Linked DNA regions of Mus musculus: region 1 is linked to region 2. A link is a loop called in an ENCODE intact Hi-C map of the cell type or tissue named here. Cell type or tissue: left cerebral cortex. All regions are shown on one strand.

Region 1 (8,000 bases), 530 kb after region 2:
GAGTTTTTAGTAAAATGGAGCAAAATAACCTTCCGATTGCAACATGTAAAACCAGAAGCAGCCATCCCCTCCGAACCTCTCATCACAGCTAAAGGGCCATTTGGCGGTAATTGAAGTATCAAATGAAGAAGAGCTACATGCTTAAATGAATTGTGTGCAGCAGCCTGGGCTCCACTGGGCACCTCTACACATGTGACATCTGAAAGAGAACCTTCTTGGTGAGGGCATGGCTGCAATCACTGAGCTTTCATGCTTTAAATGCATGGCGTTGCTTCTTTGGACAGTTCTGAAAATCCTCTCCCACTATCAGACAGCAATGCCTTTCCTTTGATTCGGTACCACAGTTACACTGAATTTTAATCACCTCCTTAATGCTTAACTTCACAGAGAAGCAGACTGAGTATTAGGGATATCTCTCTGATGTTTTCAGTGAACCAGTGGCTCAGACTTCCTGTCATCTTCATCCAAGGACAAACTGTAATTGGCTAGACCCGCAAATTGCTTTCTTATTGGAAGCTGCCATTGGCACATTAGATTGGAAATAAAATCCTGACTGCCTGGATATGATGTGGTCCTTCACCGTGCAGCTGTAAGTGACAAGTTGTTTCTCTAAACTAATTTTTATAGAGATAATTTAGTTTGTGTTACTGATGGATATAAATTTGGGCGATTCCTGGGGATGGTTCAGCTGCCAGTGAATTCTTGCAGTTGCCTCTTTCTTCCCTCCTTAGATGTGTGATGGTACATCCATTCCACTAGGAGCATCCTCAGTGGATATAAATGAGCAGTTTCCTTAAGAGGAAAGTGAGAGCTGAAAGGAGAAATCTGCCATAATCACAAACAGTGTTCTCTGATGACAGACAGGGGACTTCATATTGTAACTATCAATCACAGTGGGGCAATGGCTGTCTGCTGCTCAGTTTTTGGCTAGACACGCTTCCCTGTGTCTGCAAGGCTTATTTTCAGGAATTATAGATGGTTGCCTCTATGTTCCATTTTAGTTCAGGTGTCAGGCAACCGAAGTTTCTTCACTAGCCTACATGAAAGGCATTCCAAACTATTTTCTAATTAGTAAGTGAACCATTGCAAATCTCTGATGAAGGATAAACTCTTCGCTAGATGTGACGAGCCATTGCTAGATAAAGCAGTGGTCAGATGTCTTACACTGAAGATGGGAAAACTTGAGCACCTGTGTTACATAGTCCTATTGATTTTCAGATTGCCTTACTCCTGCACATCCATAGCAGAGATAAACATTGTGAGTGGAACCTGAGCTAAGGATGCAGCAGCAGTTGGGAGCAGATTCTCCAGAAAGATTAAGTTCAATGCAAATACCAAAGTCAGGCATGGTTGTCCATACCTATAATCCCAGGAGTGAGGAGGCTTGGACAGAGGGTGGTGCAAATCTGAGGTCAATCTTGGCTATAGAATGAAAGCCTATCTCAACAAAACCTCAAAAACTAAATAGGGATAAAATTGTGTGACCAATGAACATTTCCCAAGACACTTGATATTTACCAAAATCTAAGGAGACTTCTATCTTCATTCATACATATATGGAGAAGTAAGTTCAACCATGCTACACAGTTCTGTTCTCTCTGTGTCCTTTTAACCATTGGGCTTTGTAGTCAGCCTGCTGTCATTTCAGTCCAGGGCCATTAGTTCCAACTGTGGTCTTAAGTGAGATCAGTTGCTTTAGAATTAAACTGGGGGTGATATTAGACTCTGCTGCATTTGGAGGAGGATGAAATATTACCTGTTAAATACTTAGCACACAGTACCTGCATATGCTAAAGACTCTGTAAAAATAGTTTTCTTATGTACATAGAGAAATTGGATCTTGGCTGACAATATCGGCATTCCCCAAGTCCGGAGTACCCAACTGATGTTCTGGTGTTTGGCAGGTGTTGGATGGACAGTATCTTCAGGATGCAGGAGGTTGATAAAGCCTGTAAAAGGATGTTTCACAAGACAACCATGAGAGGATACCTGTGTGTGTTGGAAGAAGGGAGTTAATTTCCTGTAAGACAGTGATTCTCAACCCTTTTAATGTTGCAACCCTTTAATACATTCTCCTCATATTGCGGCGACTCCTAATGATAAAATTATTTCTTTGTAACTTTATAACTGAAATTTTGCTTCTGTTAGGAATCAACATGTAAATATCTGATATGCAGGATATCTGATATGCAACACTGTGTGGAAAAAAAAATCATTTGCCCTCCAAAGGGATGTGATTTGTAAGTTAAGAATCACTGCTGTAAGGTGTGAAATGTTATGTCAAAAATGTAGGACACCTTGCAGTGGAGGATGGATCTTTTTGTTTAAGGCTAGATGCTATTGAATCATATGCAATAAGAAATTATTAATCTCCGAGAAGAAAGGCAGATATTTATATCTCCTAATGAGGCACAAAAAGGGCTATGGGGGATGGGGAGATAGCTCAGGCTTTCCTGGGCGTGAGGCTCTGGGTTTGAGTGTCAGCAGCACATAAACCAGGTATGGTGGTGCATATCTATAACATCAGTACTCTGGAGATGGAGGCAGGAGGATAAGAAGTTCATGATCATCCTTGGTTATATATTGAGTGTCAGGCCATCCTGGACCTCATAAGACCCTCATCTCAAGAAAACCACTTGATATGGAGCTAGAGAAAAGCACGGCAACATCACCGTTGAGTAGCCTGGCTTGTGGAGAAAGAATACAGCTTTGCCTTTCAGTCACAGATGTTGGCATGGAGCCTAGATGCTCAGTAAATATGGACTAATGAGTGAAAAAATGAATAAAGGGACCCAAGAGGTAGGAATTTCATGAATCAGGAATTTCATGAATCACACTTTTACTATTCTTTTGTCATCATCTTTAAGGCTTTCTGTTCCCCATGCTTATATTTTCTTGGAGAGCTGATAACTGATTTTATACTTAGAGATGCTCTGTTGACTTGGAGAAGTTTATGGACAACTCTGGTTAAGGCTGTCTGGAGGTCTGGCACACCACTGTGCCCTCACTCATTGCACCTTATCCAACATGCACACATTTCTCTGTGGTGGTGGTTAACTTCAAGCCACTGCTGCTGCTGATCCTTGCAACAATTCCCCAGGATCCTTAACGTAGTTTCCTAGTAAATCCTAACTCTAGGCATGGATGCTTCAGCCTGAACAAGACACAGAAACATCTGAATTTCTGGATTGTAGAACAGAGTTATTATAGTTCAGGAGAGAAACCACAGGCAGGGTGCTAACACTTGAGAGAAGCAATTTCACGAGGTCCAAGTGCCTTTTGATATTGATGATAATCCTGAACCCAGGAATCAGTGCTTCCACAGTCAGTGTCAAGGGGACAGTTAAGGAAGTATTTTTATACATAAGCATCTTAATTTGCCCGAGTCTGCATCCTTAATGATGAACCAAGGATATTAATGAGCCAGTCTGAAACTGTAGTCTTTCCCGGCACTTGGGAAGTTTCCATGTCCTCTAGAGATGGATGCGTGTATGGAGATTTAAGATGCTAATAAGAGACATTTCAGACAGAGTGTTCTGATAGAGGTCACAGAAGTAACCAAGGCTCAATGTATTATGGTTTGAATGTGAAGTGTTCTCCATGGGCTTGGGTATTTGAACTCTTGCGTTGCCCTCTTCCACCCAGTAGTTATGCTAGTAAAGGCTGTCGGATCTTTCGGGGGTAGATTCTTCGGTAGAATCGGCGAGTGGCTGGGGTGGGTCTTGATAGCTTACAGCCTGGTTCCAGCTCCACTAGCTTTCTGCTTACTTAGTGTGGATGCACTGTGACTGTGACCGTTAAGTCTTCTGTTCCTGCTACCATGCCTTCCGTACATCTTGCCTTCTCTTCACTCCCATGATGACTGGTATCATTCTGGAACTGTAAGTATAAGTAACAAACTCTTTGCCCCTTTATTTGATTTTTGCCAGAGTGTTTTATTGCAGAAGTGAGAAAGTAACTAATAAAGCATGTATGATGCATAATGGGGTAGATCCACGCTGTACATGAGATGAAAACTTTCCATGTTTTTTTTTTTTTGTTTGTTTGGTTTTTTTTATGAATTCTTATAGCTTGGTTAGACTAAAACGTAACCATTACTTTCGTTAATTGGAACTGGCCCAATAATTCAGAGATCAAAAACAACGAGTGCTTATTAATGAGGACGATCACATTTGAAACCTGTAATTAGCTAGTCCCCTTGTTTATGATAACGAATATTCATTTTTATGAGATTCTTCTGGAGATGTGAACGCCTGTCTAGATAAAACTGTGCTCCACTATTTGCACGGTTCTCTCATCTGTAAAATGAAAGAGGTAGACGACATGATTATCATGACCTTAGCTCTAACACCCACAGGGCCTAAGGTTTCCTGCACCATGAGTCTTCACTTCTAGGATTATTTTTAAGGAAAGGTGTTCACAAGAAGGAAAACTTGATTGACATAATGGCTGTATTTGTTTCTTTTCTTGTGGGTGTGACAAAACACCTGACAGAAACAACCTAAGGGGAGATTTATTCATTATTTATTCAGGGAAGGTTTCAAAAGGACTTGTCTATCATGGTGAGGAGGGCATGGGGAAGCCTGTGGAAGAGGGAACATGAGGTGTCATTTGGTTCACACGGTAGCAGACAGAGAAGAAAGAGAACAGAAAGCTAGAAGCCCTGAACTAGAATGGCTGTGGCCTTCAAAGACCCTCTCCTAGCAACCTATTTTCACAAACCTGACTCCACCTTTGAATGGCTCCATAACTTTCAAAGAAGTCTCAGAAGCTTTGGACCAAATATTGAAAACATGAGCTGTAAGGGAATTTTTAGACTCTGGCCATAATATAACCATATACTCATCTTTTTAAAAGCCAATGGATCTATTACTGCTTGACTGATGAAGTATGAGTAAGTCTATATCCTTATTAAGTGTGTGCATTCTATTGTCCCTGATGCAATGGACAGATTACTGGCAATTGTGAGTGCCCAGGACCACTGACGCAGTTGGCAGATATGGAACGAAATACCAGGAATATCTCTGTCTGTCCACCTTCAAGCTCTACATCTCCATCCTCACCATGCAACTCCTTGATTGGCTCAGAATCAAAAGCACTGGGCTTCACTACCACCTGGTTTCCAGAGTCACTCCATGAGATTCAAATCACTCAGTCACAAAACTCAAAGCTTGTAAGTTAGTAGAGTGATTATCTGTTGTGACATTTGGAGTGTCCCATACTTTCTGTGTAGTCACAGCATATGGATCAAGAATCTAAATGCAAAAGAATTTTAATGAACAGACATTCTTTTAAAGTGAGTCCCTGCCTCATTGGACTAGGACTCTCTTGTCTGCCAGTATGCCACAGATGGGTGAGAGTGTTTGATACAATGCTTGAAGAAGCCACCCTGTATCCCTCTCCCATGGGGGGACTGGGTGTGGGGAGAACGATGTTTATCACTCTAGTCAAATGCTAGGAAAAGTTGGACTTGAACTATGTAGAGAGATGTACTGAAAGATTTGCCACTGGTTTTTCCTGAAAACTGATCAATTATCAAGCTGTTAAGAGTAATATTTTAAATTAGGAGGACAAGGGCAAAAATCCTGCTGTCCAGATATTGATTTCACTTTAAATGGCAAAGCCGAAAAATTAAATGAGAGAAGATAGACAGTGCTAAAGGAAGCTTAAACCCAAGTAACTCAGTGGACAGAAATAATGTAGACCAATTTCAGTTCTGGAGAGTTGGCTGTAAGTAAGCTGTAGATGATGTAGAGCCGGAAAGTCTTGGCAAGTTTTCCTCAGTGAGCAAACATGCGCATGCATTTTAATGTGATGGAACGTAAGCACAAGCATGCACAAGATGGAAAGAATACAACAGATGTGACTGATAATCATGCTTCCCTTGTTGGAAAAAAAAAAACAATCGCATAAGATTAAACAGAAGCGAAATCTCTGTCTTGATTTTATAAAGGAGAAGAATGCAATTATTTACAACGATGATAAAGATATCCACGTCAAAGTGTAGTCAAACATGACAGCCATTAAATGCTTGGGTGGAAGATGGCTGTTAATTGCACAGGATATTAGATACAGTTGGATTGAGAAGGATTATTGGCCAAGTCAACACAATTATTCTCAAGGCTTGATTCTTGCTGTACTGGTGAATGTAATCCAATTGTATATTTCCCACTACACGCAGACCTTAGGTTTAGACTCTCCTGACTGGGCCCAAGGTCTGTCACTGTGTCTCTTTGAAAGGGGTGTTCTAATGGTCCCTGAGGCTTAGGGAGTGCGAGCTGTCAGACAGGTCACTGCTGCTTATGAACCATTCGCAGAAGCCCCCCCCCCCCCCCCCCCCAGTTAAAGCCCTGACTATGTAGAAACAAGCAGTATAAGAAAAGCAAGGGTAGATAGAATTTGGGAGTTGTGCCAGGATTCGGTCTTGGGCTTAGTGATGTATGTTTTCTTTCTTGGAAAGGAGTGGCAGAAAGGAAGCACAGTTCTAGAAGCTCTGGATGTCATGGGGGTATTAAATGCTAAGAGGCCACAGGGTAGTTATTATCAGGAATTATCACTCCGTACCAGGCACTGTACATGCACTTTGTTTAGTGGCTGTTTTCTTATGTTCCCTTCCCGTGCATTGAGGGTTTAGAAACCTTAGTCAAGATTGAATGGTTAGAACGTGAACTTATGGTGGTTCACTGTGTGAGCTACTTTTCTCTTTCTGGGGTGAAATAAACACCTGACATAAGGAACAAAGGAATAGAATAGATGCTTTATTTTGGCACACAGTTTGTGGGTACAGTCCATCATGGTGGAGAAGGCATGATGGCAGTGGCATGAGGTAGCTGGTTACATCACATCTATGGTCAGAAAGCAGGGAGAGATGAATGCTATTGCTTAGCTAGTTGTCTCCTTTTTATTCACCCATTTCACTGAGCAGTGCTACCCATATTTAGGGTAGCCTCCCCCTTCTCAATTAACCTAATTTCCTTCTCAAGAAACGTGCTGAGAGTCAGGGGCAGAGATGTACTTCTCTGTTATTATAGATCTTGTACTCAGTGCTGTACTCACATTTACCATCTGAACTGGTCTGTGCCTAAAGAGTTTCCTTGGATTCTGGCCTTTCATTGCTAGACCCAGATAACCCTACACAAACAAGAATGGGGTTTGCCACCCTTAAAGTGTAAGAGGAAAATTTCAGAGCTAGAGATGTACATCCTCATGCTAGGTACTGCACCCAGCCCCAAGTCAGAAAAGTCATGTTCAGTACATGGTGCAAAGACAGAGAGGATCTTTGCTTAAGGTTCAGCTACCAGTAACTCAACATATAGAAGGACAACATTACTATAGATCAAAAACCCAGAAAGCCAAGATGGCAACTTAGAAAGAGCCAACATTCTTAGTCATCAGGGAAATGTAAATCAAAATGTCACTGAGATTTCATCTTATACTCATCAGAATGGTAATACAAAGATTCAAGTGACTCAAAACCACATGCTGGTGAGGATGTGATGAAAGGTGAATACTCCTCCATTGCTGGTGGGGTGCAAACAGGTACAACTTCTTTGGAAATCAATTTGTCCGTTTCTCAGAAAATTTGGAGTAGTTCTACCTAAGACCCAGCTATAGAACTCTTGGGCATATACCCCCCAAAATGTATCACCGTACCACGAGGATACTTGTTCAACTATGATCATAGCAGCTTTGTTTATAATAGCCAGAAACTAGAAACAACTAGATGTCCCTTAACTGAAGAATGCATAAAGAAAATGTCGTATGATTACACAATGGAATTCTATTCAGCTATTAAAAACAAAGGCATTGTGAAAATATTCAGGCAAATGGATGGAATTGGAAAATATTATCCTGAGCAAGGACCCCAAACCCAGAAAGTACAAAACTGGACATTAAACATAAGGTACAGGATAACCATGCTACAATTCACAGACCCAAAGAAACCAACTAATAAGGAGGTCCCAAGGGAGGATATGTGAATCTTACTCTGAAGGGGAAAC
Region 2 (8,000 bases):
CTGTCTGTGTGGTGTGCACACATGTGTGTTTTGCCTGCACGTTAGCCCGTGCACCATCTTTATGCAGTACCCATAGAGGCTAGAAGAGGTCAACAGATTCTTGGAGCTGGAGTTACAAGTGGCTGTGAGATGCCCTGTGTTTGCTGGGAATTGAACCTTGGTCCCCTGGAAGAACAACCAATGCTCTTAATGATGGAGCCACTTCCAGATCTCTTAAAATGATTTAACATAAAATATAATTAGCTCCAGGGCTATCCACAACAGCTACCAGATAAATAAAGGATAGATTTACAAATTTGATTTAATTCCTTTGAGAATAGAAGAGTGCATAATGGTAATTATTAAAATGTTCTTAAGTATACAGAAATATTAAGCTCCACAGAAGGGAGAAGTTAGGGATATTGAATAAAAAAATACTCTAAAGAAATTTAAAAGTCTTGACAAGACAAATTCTCAAAATCTTTGAACGTGGTCCACATGGGATTTCTGGGACTGCTTTTGCCTGGTACAACATAAGTAGAGCCTGGAAATAGGCTTATACAGTAAATAGACATAGATACTAAATATTGAGGCTTTCGATCTTAAAAATTAGATTGGGAAGCAGGGATAGGGAGCCTGACCTATCCCAGACAGTAGAAAGCTAGGCCTTGGAATTATATAAAGAGAAAGGAGCATACTGACATGTACCTACAGAGAAATTAATCTCCATAGCAGACAGGATTTAAGTATACATAAAGTGTCAAGGCTTTTGATCTTAACTTATAGGTTGAAAAGTAGGAGATGCTGAAGAAGCACTGTATCAATGGTTAATATTTGTTTAGATTGTGTGATGGTTTGTATATTCTTGGACCAGGGAGTGGCACCATCTGGAGGTGTTGGAAGGCCTTATTGGAATAGGTGTGACCTGGTTGGAATGGGTGTGTCACTGTTGGTGTGGGCATAAGATCCTCACCCTAGTTGCCTGGAAGTCAGTCTTCCACTAGCAGCCTTTGGATGAAGATGTAGAACTCTCAGCTCTATCTGTGCCATGCCTGCCTGGATACTGCCATGCTCCCACCTTGATGATAATGGACTGAACCTCTGAATCTGTAAGCCAGCCCCAATTAAATGTTGTTTTATTAAGACTTGCCTTGGTCATGGTGTCTGTTCACAGCAGTAAAACCCTAACTAAGAAAGATTGTTTAATTGCCTTGAATTGCTTTTGTTATCAAAATGTGTATGGTTATATGGTTTAGTGGTTATATTAAAAGTGTTCTTGGAGAGAGGTCAAGCTATGCCTTTAATGATTTCTGGTTACTGGACCAAGGAGATGCTATTTTAGGAGAGAGGCTCTGTATTTGTGTTGAGAGGAAAGGAGAAAAGGCTCTGGACCCCTTCCAGAATGATATGGATCAGATATGGCAGGGGACGACCCCCTGAGGATCTTGACTACTGAAAAAAAAATTTTGAGAAAGTCAAACAGGACAGGAAACTTGATCTGCTGGTTCCTTGACATGGAAACAGCCCAGTAACTGACTTAGATATAAAAATGTCTCTACCTCAAACTTCAGCTTAAATGAGTCAATAAGTCTTATTGGTTATGGAATCTTTAAGATTCTTCATGCCCTCCTTCATATGGCAGGAATGGAGATTTATTACAATTGGTTATTGATAAAATTAACTCATAAGAAAGATAGTTGTCTTTTACCTGCTCAAACAAAGAGCAAAAACTTTGTTAACTGATCCTTAACTGATCTGTACACCCTACACAACCCATATGAATATCTTAATGGTAAAACAATTTTGGTCGTGAGATTCATATATTACAGGATAGACAGCTTTGACAAGATTCATCCTAAGAGATGCTGAAGTGACCTGCTGTTCCAGCCCCTGCATCCTGATGGCTGTCCAGAGACTTGCTTCCAGAACGGAAATTGCTCCTGATTCCGGATAATCTCACCTCATCCCACCTTTCAGATGGATCCAGTCAGAACTTCAGTCAAGCCCTGAGCCTTCTAAGACTACAGAGAGTGGATAATAGATGCTAAAGCTAGCTTTCTTAAGTCTAACCAATTTTTCTAATTTTCCTACTCCTCCCTACCCTTTTAAATAATTTCTTGTCACTTTCAGCATGAAGACATCATGGAGAGTCGTCAGCATAACTCCTTTGGTTTGGGTGTCCGGTTATGGTTACAAATTATAGATAGGGTGCCATTTTAAGGGATAATTTGGAAATGGTCATAATTTTGAACTGAAAGAAATAGATAGGATGGATTACTAATATTATTCGTGAACAAAGCATTGTGAAGTCATAATCGTACATTGATAGAAATCTTTGTAATTGATGTAAAATTGAAGTGATAATTTCTTCCATTGGTACAAAATTTATATATTGATATATATTTAAGGTTGCCATAGGTATAAATCTTTATATATTGATACAAAATTTGAAATTAACATTGTTACTCTTAGATAGGCATTGTGCCTCTGCAACTCATTTAAGAACATAAGGCTTTGACCCAGTCCTTTTATAGCTGCTCTTACAAACTGTTTAGGATGATTAAGTAATGCAAGTTAAGAGCCAGATAGTAAACTCATGGTTATATAGATTCTGATTTAATTATTATTCAATTCAATATTATTCAATTAGAAATAGCTAAGAGTAATCAAGTTTTAACAGTTCAGCTATCTATCTATCTATCTATCTATCTATCTATCTATCTATCTATGTTCTTCAGAAGCATCAGAAATCCACAGGATTTGAAATTTAATCATTTTATTATTATTAGAAAATTTGACTAGAGACATGTCTGCTCCTGACAGTATCCCCTTCAAGTTTCAAAGAAGATATTGAACTCCAGGCGAAGTTAATTATTGTGGCAAGGTAGCCATTAGACAGAAATTGCCTATATCATCTACAGACAATATACTGTCCAAAAAGGACAATCAGAAGTCAGATAGTTGACTGCTGAGCTCTGTCAAGACAGGGTAAACTAGTCCTTCATATTCCTACTTCATTTCAGGGTCAGCAAGATGGCTCTGGGACAAAAGGCTAAAGACAGGTGCTTTGATATTTTGAGGAATAGGGACTGTCCAGGTAGTCAGCTGTCTCTCCAATTTGCTTAAGTTTTGGAAGCTATGTTTTTGTGCTTCCTAAATATTCAGGTAATTTTTAATTCATTCTCAGATTTCTGACTGGGTTGAAGACTAGTTATTCCTCATAATCAAACTCAAGTTGTTTAGCACTGAGACAGTTGATATAGAGTGAAAAGGATCATTTTCAGATGGTGATAGAGGCTAAAATAAGAGCACAATTCAAATATAAAATTATAAGCTCTTTAGTTAGGATAGGTGATAGAGTACTTTATCTAATTGACAAATATGATAGACTAAATGTTAGTTACATATCATACTTTGTAATTTACATAATTGTTATGGTATGCTCAAGCAGTATAACCATATGTCTAAGAGAAGATCCTGTTTTTAATTTGTACAGAAAAGGTGAGATGTTGGGGATTGGTTTTAATGCTTTGAATTCATCAGGAATCTGCGTTTCCAAATGGTGAAGGTCCTTGTCCCCAATTGGTTTGTGATCAATCAATAAAGATCCAATGGCTAATGGCTGGGTAGAGAGAGGAGGGCAGAACTTTTAGATTGCATAGGCTTGGATCTAGAAGATAGGAAGGAAGAATTGCCAGGATTTGGAGGGAGACGGATCAGATTTAAAGCTGCAGAAGGAAAATCATCCAAGACGTAGGTGAGAAGAAATGTGACCCATGAGAAGGAATACAACCCTGAAAAGGGCTACCCAGAAGGGTCTTGGGCAGCAAAGACTAGGGAGCCACCTAGAAGGAGCCAGGGCAACAAAGATAAAATATAGAATCAGAGGGCATTAAGCCAGGATTGCAGGAGGGAAATGTGTGCTAGCTGCGGGGAGGATTAGAACTGCCTAACCTTTGAGCTAGCCAAGACATTCTAAAATTAACTGGTGCGCACACGTGTGTGTGTGTGTGTGTGTGTGTGTGTGTGTGTGTGTGTGTGTCTTTCTTTGCGAATCCAGATTGCTCCTGGGCGAGTGCGTGTGTTTGACTCACTGGTGGCCAAATTGGCCTAGCTAAATTCACAGCTATACAGATCAACAATCACAGTTACTGATCCCAAGAGCAGGGGTAGGATAGTATATATGTTGTTCTACTGGGCTGTTTTCTCTGGAAATGACATGACCACTGGTTATCATGGAGCAGAGATTGCTGTCCTGACATGTAGGCCCTGTTGTCATGGCAGTGAAATAAGCAAGATAACCCAGTGCTTTCTAAGTTTTGTAGGAGAGGGGGAAGAGTCACAGGACCTTCACTGGGGCTTCCAGTGGCTCCTTGCTCCCTCCTTCCAGCTGCACATTATTTTGGTGGGCAGGCAGAGTATATGGAAGGCGGGAGGTTATTGAACGCTGGAATCCATCAATGGCATTTAGGAGCTCATCACCTACATTGGGGTGGGTGTTGTCATTGATACAGCTGTGTCTGAGTCACATGCTCCTGGAAATGACCCCTTACCCATGCTTCTGTAAGTTGCACCAACTCCCTGGCTTCCTAAGCTGGACTTGGATAGAATTGTTGCTTTGATCAGTTCTTGGTTCCCTATCTGGTGTGAAGAGATAACCTGTTCACATTTCCCCAGAAAAAGTAATGTAACATATGCTATACACGTGTGTGGAGTATGTGGTAGAGAGTGGTGTACCATAGGAAAAGAGGCTAAAAGTGGATGCTGAGCCTTCCACATCAATGGTATTAATATTTGCAAGGAGGGAACACTGTAGGAGAAGAAAGAAAACCATTTTAGCCAGCATCTTCACAGAGAAATGGATGCTTAGAAGTAGTAAGGCATGCATGCATGCTCACTGATGGGAGTGGCCTTTTCCTGTTAGGTGACATTCTTATGGAGAATGTCCAGTGTCCATGCATTCTTTGACACTTTCTTTCTTACAGGAAAGTAATAATGGTGAGTACCTTTTAGACGGGGCGCTGTGCGCATACCTCCTCTGAATTAAAATATTCCTCCTGGAGGGCAGGAGGCTCCTAAGACTCAGAGATCTCAGAGATCTTACAAGACATACAAGACCCTTTCCCAGGGTCATATAAAGCAGTAAGCAACTGCTGAGGGTTGGGTCTGTCTGCAAGCTGGACAGGGAGGGCCAGGAAGCAGCTTTTGTGAGCTGTCATCCATGCTAGGGTGGGCTCTTCATTGGTGCAGCTGCCTTTGAGTCATCTATGTTTTTGCAAGTCACCTCTCCCCATGTTCCTTTAAGACCTCTACTATGCTCCGGTAAGTACTCTCTCATGCTTCTGTAACCCTGTCCCCATCCCTGTATACCCGCTATGCTTTTATAACCTATGTCTCCAGGTAAACCTAATGAACCATAGCTTTGATCTCTTGCTGATGCCCTGTCTGAAGTGGGTAATGAGGTGAGATCTAACTGAACTTCTTGGAGCACATACCTTGATAATAGAAAGCTCTATTAGTGTCAAATTGCTGATTATCTTTTCTGTCTTTCTGAGCCAGTGTCTTGATAGAGAGCCCAGGCTGGTCGCAAATGTGTGATGCCATTGCTTCTGCCTCCTAGGTGCTAGGATTATAGGTGTGCATCACCATACCTGGCCTCTTCCATCATTTCTAAAATGAATTATTCTCATGAGCCCCTCCCCCCACAAGGCCTTGCACTGTAGCCCGGGTTGGCTTTGAACTTGCTATCCTGCCTGTGCCTACCAAGAGCTAAGGATCACTGGGATGTGCTGCGACTTGCATCTTGTACATACAAACTGAGTACATCGATTGTCCTTTCTCATTCCATCTCTGGTTTCTCGAAGGCCATCCACATGTCTTGTAAGGCGAGTGCCATGTTCCATACAGTGTGCTTGAAGAAGCTATCTTCTTGGCTCCCAAAGCAGGGGTGAAGAAGGCTGAGGAGCAGGTACTGGAGTGTGGGGCTTGTGGCTTGATCATTCTGCTGTTCAAGGTCTGCCCTCACTCAGCTTGTGCCAGCCTCTGCACTGTTCCTCCCCCCACACCTCTCTGTGTGAGTGTGTAGGTGTGGTTGAGCAGCTGTGTGCCTGTGTCTCAACATTGCTAGTGTCACGAGTGCCTGCCACTTGGTTGGCCTCTTCCTTCCTTCCTTCCTTCCTTCCTTCCTTCCTTCCTTCCTTCCTTCCTTCCTTCCCTCCCTCCCCCCTCCCTCCTCCCTCCTTCCCTCCCTACTTTCCTCCCTTCTTTTCTTTCTCTCATTTTTTTGTTTTTGTTTTTTGTTTTTTGTTTTTTTTTGAAGCAGGGTTTCTCTGTGTAACCGCCCTGGCCACCTTGAAACTTTTATAGACCAGGCTGGCCTTGGACTCACAAAGATGTACCTGCCTCTGCTGGGACTAAGGGCCTGTGCCACCATGCCCACCTTGGGTTGGCTTGTTATTATTATTATTTTAATGGAGTCTGGAGATTGAACTCAGGTCTTCATGCTTGCCAGGCAGCCCAGCCCTAAATGTTCTTAATGCTGGCTTCATACTCTTCTGTTCTTCCTCCTCTTTTTCTTTCCTAGAGAGTGAGAAGGGTGAAGATGGTGGGAATGGGCAGCTATAAAAGTCCCATTGATTGGGTCATTTTTTCAGTCTAGTTGACTAAGGCACGAGATAGATGTTCAAAAAGAAATATAGGTGAACTAATACGTGAATAACAATAGCCCATCTCCAACTTGCAGGTGCGCTAGTAGACAGGGTGTAACATTGGGTCTAGACCACTTACATGCATGTGGGAGGAGTAGGCAATTACTGCTTTTATCTGTCTCACTATGTTATCTGTACCATGCATATAAACACCCTCTGCTGTTGCATGTGTTGCATATATGTGAGTGTGTGGTTGTGCCATAGGAAGGCATCAGATGTCTTTTTCCTTCACTCTCTGCTTTAAGTAACCCTTAGGACAGGGTTTTACTTTCTGAACTTGAACTCCTCCTTCAATCTATGCTGGCTGACCAGTGAATCTCTGGATCTGCCTGCCTCTGACCCAGTGTTGGGGTTATAGACATGCGTTCCCGTACATAGGCGCTAGGAATTTAAACGTAGGTCCTTATGCTTTACTGAACAACACTCTTACCCACTGAGCCATCTCCCCAGTCCCTTTTAAGCTTGCTGCCTTTCTAATTAACTAATAAGCAGGATCACTTAGTAGATTCAACACATTGCGTGCTGAGAGGTTCTGTAGACTCTTGTTTTCTCCTAGTAGGCACTTGTATCAACTGGGGAATCTAGCTGGTGCGGCTGGGAGGCAGAAAGCTTTCCAGCACTTTCTTCTGATCCAAGGATGGGGTTTCAATGTTAAAGATATTTGGTTTTGGAGACGACTTAAATATGTTTTTAAAGCAAATGCAATTGGCTTTGATCTCTGTCAAGATTAACGGTCTTAAGGCATTAGGTGGAATGGCTTTATATAGTAAAGAAGATGAAAAGGCGTTAGAGTTGGTGATAGTCACAGGAAAGTGTGTTCCAGGAATAAGGAGCCCTTATGAAAACACCTCAGTGGACTCTGGGGAAGAAAGGTCATGAGAGTAACTGAGAAAAGAAGTCAACCAACTGGGCTTACAATGGAAGAACTCTGTCTTGACTGGAGCGTTAGCCCCAAGCTTCTGCTGATGGTTCAGTGGCCTCAGTTTCCCTTTTCCTTTGCATTTCCTTCCTGCCCAGACGCAACCGGCAGCAGCTGCTTGGTCCCGTACCCTTGCTTGTCTGTTTCTTGACTGCTCTGTCAGTTGCACGCTGACACGGAGGAAGTTATGGTGGGGCGGCACATGTGGCAAGGTGCTGGCGGGAGTGTGAACACGTTAGCAGTTTGGCTTCATTTTCCGAGCTTCTAGGCAGTGAGTGTGAAGACAAAGCACACAGAAAGGGAGCAACAAGGGGGAGGCACATGGTTTACACATTTGGTGAGTTCCTTCAGTAGCCCAGGGAAATCAGGCTTAGAGCCACTAGCCCAAGGTCATG

The links. Peaks named below come from ENCODE experiments on the same cell type or tissue, not always from the same donor. Only the 100,000 strongest peaks of a DNase experiment are listed, where the experiment ranks them.
Region 1: a loop joins it to region 2, with 8 times the contacts of the local background. A loop is called at or near these places in 27 of 42 quality-filtered maps.

What each region holds. Positions count from the first base shown.
Region 1 is chr3:31,791,626-31,799,625 of GRCm38, reverse strand. No RefSeq gene overlaps it. Among named protein-coding and RNA genes, the nearest start is that of Gm34031, 110 kb to the left of the region's middle. In left cerebral cortex, no CTCF peak of the experiment used is centred here; a DNase peak (open chromatin) is centred at 5,777.
Region 2 is chr3:32,318,045-32,326,044 of GRCm38, reverse strand. All of the region lies in intron 1 of Gm42201 (a long non-coding RNA gene), which reads left to right. Among named protein-coding and RNA genes, the nearest start is that of Gm42201, 4.3 kb to the left of the region's middle. In left cerebral cortex, no CTCF peak of the experiment used is centred here; no DNase peak of the experiment used is centred here.